Regions from separate parts of the Homo sapiens genome. Here region 1 is linked to region 2. A link is an interaction called in ENCODE POLR2A ChIA-PET data of the cell type or tissue named here. Cell type or tissue: PC-9. All regions are shown on one strand.

The links. ChIA-PET counts read pairs that join two places held together with the same protein. Peaks named below come from ENCODE experiments on the same cell type or tissue, not always from the same donor. Only the 100,000 strongest peaks of a DNase experiment are listed, where the experiment ranks them.
Region 1: POLR2A ChIA-PET joins it to region 2 with 13 read pairs; 2 of 35 experiments call an interaction of 5 or more read pairs at or near these places.

What each region holds. Positions count from the first base shown.
Region 1 is chr17:32,549,982-32,552,481 of GRCh38, forward strand. The region is part of intron 21 of MYO1D (myosin ID); the gene reads right to left. Among named protein-coding and RNA genes, the nearest start is that of CDK5R1, 64 kb to the left of the region's middle. In PC-9, no CTCF peak of the experiment used is centred here; a DNase peak (open chromatin) is centred at 1,410; H3K4me3 peaks cover 691 bases; H3K27ac peaks cover 1,856 bases.
Region 2 is chr17:32,249,891-32,252,390 of GRCh38, forward strand. All of the region lies in intron 1 of LOC124903979 (a long non-coding RNA gene), which reads left to right. Among named protein-coding and RNA genes, the nearest start is that of RHBDL3, 15 kb to the right of the region's middle. In PC-9, no CTCF peak of the experiment used is centred here; no DNase peak of the experiment used is centred here.

The sequences.
Region 1 (2,500 bases), 300 kb after region 2:
GTTCTATGATAGTGAATACTTAACGGAATGAAAAGATCAGTATTAATAATATGTTAGGTCAAATCTCCTTTACAATGAATCCCATGAAAACAAAATGATTTTCAAGCTTTGAGCTATAATTTTTTTTTTTTTTTTTGAGATGGAGTCTAACTCTGTTGCCCAGGCTGGAGGGCAGCGGTGTAATCTCAGCTCACTGCAACCCCTGCCTTGCTGGTTCAAGTGATTCTCGTGCCTCAGCCTTCCAAGTAGCTGGGATTACAGGTGTGCACCACCATGGCCGGCTAATTTTTGTATTTTTAGTAGAGACGGAGTTTCACTGTGTTGGCCAGGCTGGTCTCGAACTCCTGATCTTAGGTGATCTGCCTGCCTTGGCCTCCCAAAGTGCCGGGATTACTGCGCCCAGCCTGAGCTATGCTTTGTTACAAGAAATATGCCATATAAAATTTTTTCAATACTACAGAGTTGCAATTTTTTTTTGGTGTTCACTGTCTCATGATCTAACCTGTTGCAAAGATTAAAGCAAAATTTTCCACAGCTAATCACAGAGGATTAGTAAGGCCTCTATAATACCACACATTAAAAATGAGGAAATCACAAACTGAGTCCCATGTCTTCATTCTTTGTAGATTTGTTTTCTAGGTAATTAAAAAGGTACTTGCGAATATACTCTGCCTACTTCTAAAAAGTATTTGGGGATAGCCTATAATAATAGAAATAGGAGTAATAAAAGTGGGCCACGCACTGTGGCTCAGGCCTGAAATCCCAGCACTTTTGGAGGCTGAGGAGGGAGGACAGCTTGAGCCCAGGAGTTGGAGACCAGCCTGGGTAATGTAGTGAGATGCTGTTTTTACAAAAAATTTAAAAATTAGCTAGGTTTCAGCTACTTGGGTGGCTGAGGTGGGAGGATCACTTGAGCCTGGAAGGTTGAGGTTACAGGGAGCTATGATTGTACCATTGCCTTCCAGCCCTAGGCAACAGAGTGTCAAAAAAAAGAGAAAGAAATGATAATAGTGAAATAATTTTAGAATATTTTCATCCAATTTACAGCCATTTCTTAATATTATCAGCGAAACAGAATTAATCTAGAGTTAGAAATGAGATCTATAGTTTCTGACACTGAAAGTATTTTATTCACTATAACTAAACATTGAGTGGCTGGTAGCTGATAATGAATGACTTCTAGGGGTGGGGAGCCTGTAGAATTGTCCCAAACTATAGGACTCAAAGACAATGAACATAAATGTAATTAAGAAGTGGATTAGATCAAGAGGCAGTGCATGCTCAGATCATACATTTTGCTTCTGTTTGGATGTAACAGCCAGCCTTATGCAGAATATATTAAGAAAACCACACAAAAGGGAAATGAGTCACTTACAAAAGACCAGAAAAGCTTAGGCTAACCGGCTAGACAAGACTTGGCCATGTCTTTTTCTGCCTTGGTTTCACTTGTATATCCTGAAAGCACCACCTTGTCTGAATCACAGGAGAGAAAAATGTTTTTGGCAAATATACATTGGACACGTCCAGCTTTACTTTTGCTCTTTCTCTATGTCCCCCCACCCACCATCCCACTGCCACACACACACACACACACACACACACACGCATCCAGGTGGCTTTGGAATGTATGTGGCTTTTCCCTTCGGGAGTCTCACCTTCATAATTATGTTTGACCTGGACTAACATTAAAACATTTTGCTCTTCCCGAGAACACACCAATCAGCACGCGGTTCCATTTTCTCATGGATCATGACCCATTATCCTTTCTATTTTCTGCTGGAATGAAAGTTCCATGGCACAGGAACACCGTCTATATCTTGCTCACTTCCTGTACAGAGCCTGGCACATTGTTGGTACTCAATAAATATTTCTTGATTGAATAAATATTTTCAGTCTCTCCTCCAGTGGCTATCTGCTTTGTCCTTAGCCTAGAAGCATGTTCAAATCTCCTCCAGTAAACAAAAGACCAAAAAGTCCACCTGTTCTTCCCTATCCCTCCACTGCTACCAAATGCCTTGAAGTTAAAATAAACTATCCATAGCTAATGTCTTCTCCCTCATCGTACTTTGCAGTCAAGCTTTACTTATGCACTGTTTTTTGTTTTGTTTCGTTTGGACAGGGTCTTGCTTTGTTGCCTAGGCAGAGGGGCATTGGCGTAATCATGGCTCACTGCAGCCTCAGCCTCCTGGACTCAAGCAATCCTCCCACCTCAGCCTCCTGAGTAGCTGGGACTAGAGGCACACACTACCACACCTGGCTAATTTTTGTATTTTTTGTAGAGATGGGGGTCTTACTATATTGCCCAGGCTGGTCTTGAACTCCTGGGTTCAAATAATTGGCCCACCTGGGCCTCCCACAGTGCTGGTATTACAGGCATGAGCCACAGCCTGGCCTGCATTGCTCACTCTTTAACCTTTGTAATCCATCCATCCATCCACCCATCCATCCATCCATCCATCCATCCATCCATCCATCCATCCATTCATCCATCCCTCCCCTC
Region 2 (2,500 bases):
AGGCTGGAGTGCAGTGGTGCAATCATGGCTCACTGCAGCCTTGATCTCGGCTCACTGCAGCCTCGATCACCCAGGCTAAAGCAATCCTCCCACCTCAATCTCCCAAGTAACTGGTACTATGGGCGTGTGCCACAACGCCTAGCTGACATTTTAGAAACAAAATCTCATTATAAGGTCTCATAATGTTGCCCAGGCTGGTCTCAAATTCCTGAGCTCAAGCAGTCTCCCTGCCTCAGCCTCCCAAAGTGCTAGGATTACAGGCATGAACCACCACGCCCAGCCAACATTGATTTACAAATGTTAAACCAACTTGCTGTGCTGAGATTAACCCCATTTGGTCACGATGTATTATCCTATTCATATATGTTAGAGGTGACTTGCCAACATTTTAAGAATGTCTGAACCTATGTTCATGAGGGATATTGGTCTGAAGTTTTCTTTTCTTAAAATGTCTCAAGTGTTTGTTGAGTGTATAAATGAGAGCCTGTTGGTCCAAGGGGGGTGGGTGGGAGAGTGTATTAAGAAGGAAAAAAATAGACTGGGTGCGGTGGCTCACGCCTGTAATCCTAGCACTTTGGGAGGCTGAGGCAAGCGGATCACCTGAGGTCGGGAGTTCGAGACCAGCCTGACTGACATGGAGAAACCCCCGTCTCTACTAAAAATACAAAATTAGCCAGGTGTGGTGGCGCATGTCTGTAATTCCAGCTACTCAGGAGGCTGAGGCAGGAGAATCGCTTGAACCTGGGAGGCGGAGGTTGCGATGAGCCTAGATCGCACCATTGCACTCCAGCCTAGGCAATAAGAGTGAAACTCCATCTCAAAAAAAAAAAAGAAGAAGAAGAAGGAAAAAAAATAGCACATTTATAGGGCTGTTTCCAAAGCCCTTTTCACATACCATTTAATTGTCATAACCAAGAGGTGTAGATATTACTATCATGCCCATTATAAGAGAACTAAGACTCAAGGAGTTTAAGGAACCTGTCCCAGACCTAGCTAACCAGAAGGACTGGGACTTGAACCCATGCCCTCTGTCTGCAGATGCCATGTTCGAGGTTAGTACCCAGTGAGTGAAGACCTTTAGGGACAGGCAGAAGGGCTCCTTTCAGCTTTGATTATGCTTGTGACCATTTCCCAAGGGAAGGAGCAGAGCTTCTGCCATGAACATGATACAAGTAATTCCATGTTTCTTACTTACAGCATCTTAAGAAAACTCCAGCATGGCAGAATGAGCACTCCACCTGCAGATGCCCAGGAGAGCCTGAGACTTATTTTTAGCCAGAATAGGAAAATGCCAAATATCTTCTAGGAGAGTTGGCAGCTGGAGGGCTGCTGATACAGCTGTGTTTATATAAGCTGGTGCAGAGGGGAGAATGGTGGTTGCAAAGGAGGCAGGAGGTGCTTAATCCACCTATACACTTGCTGAGGTTTTCTTGGGAAGTTCTGGTCAGGAGTTACTGCTCAGGAGAGAGCGTCATGCAGACAGTCTGGAGATTGCCAGGAGCATAGGTGCAACTGGCTTCCTTGAGTCAGAGCATTTGTCAAAGCCGCCCTTAAATGACCTGTCCACTGGTCGTTGGCCTCTTCCCACCCTATTATCCAGGGGTAAATAAAAGAACAGAAGCTCTTTCAAATGGTGCCATTTTATTTATTTTTTGAGACAGGGTCTCTGTCACCCAAGCTGGAGTTCAGTGGCGCCATCACGGCTCACTGCAGCCTCCATCTCCTGGGCTCAAGCAATCTTCCTGCCTCAGCCTCCTGAGTAGCTGGGACTAGAGGCCCACGCCCACCCCCCACCAGCTTTTTAAATTTTTTTGTAGAGGTGAGGTCTCCTTATATTGCCCAAGCTGGTCTCGAACATCCTAAGCTCAGGCGATCCTCCCACTTCTGCCTCTCAAAGTCCTGGGATTATGGGCATGAGCCACTGCACCTGACCCTCAAGTTTTAAAGCATAGAGGTTCACCCGATTCTGACCATACTTCTCAGATGTGCTTGGTGAAAGCAATCTATAACACCCCATCCTACAGAAGCTGTCAAATAGTTTTCTCACAGAGGCAGCAAAATAAGGCTTTTAAAGGTGTTACCTATGGGCTCTCAAAGAGAATTAAAGTAAAACGTACCTTAGTAAGGATTTTTTAAAATATTTTTTAAAATGTTCAAATAAAAACAAAAGTAGAGTAAATAGTATAATGATCTCTCATGTACATGTACCCACCACTGAACTTCAACACTTACTAACATGGTCAATCTGTTTCATTGTTCCCCCACCCATTTTGGAATTATGCTGAACAAAGCCCAGATAGCCCATTATTTCATCTGAAAATACTTCAGTGTGTACCTCTAAAGTATAAAGAATCTTAAAACAAAACAAAACAAAACCACAATACCATCTTCACACTTTAAAAATGAACTATTGGCCAAGCATGTTGGCTCATGCCTGTAATCCTGGCACTTTGGGAGGTGAAGGTAGGCAGATCGCTTAAGTTCAGGAGTTCAAGCTCAG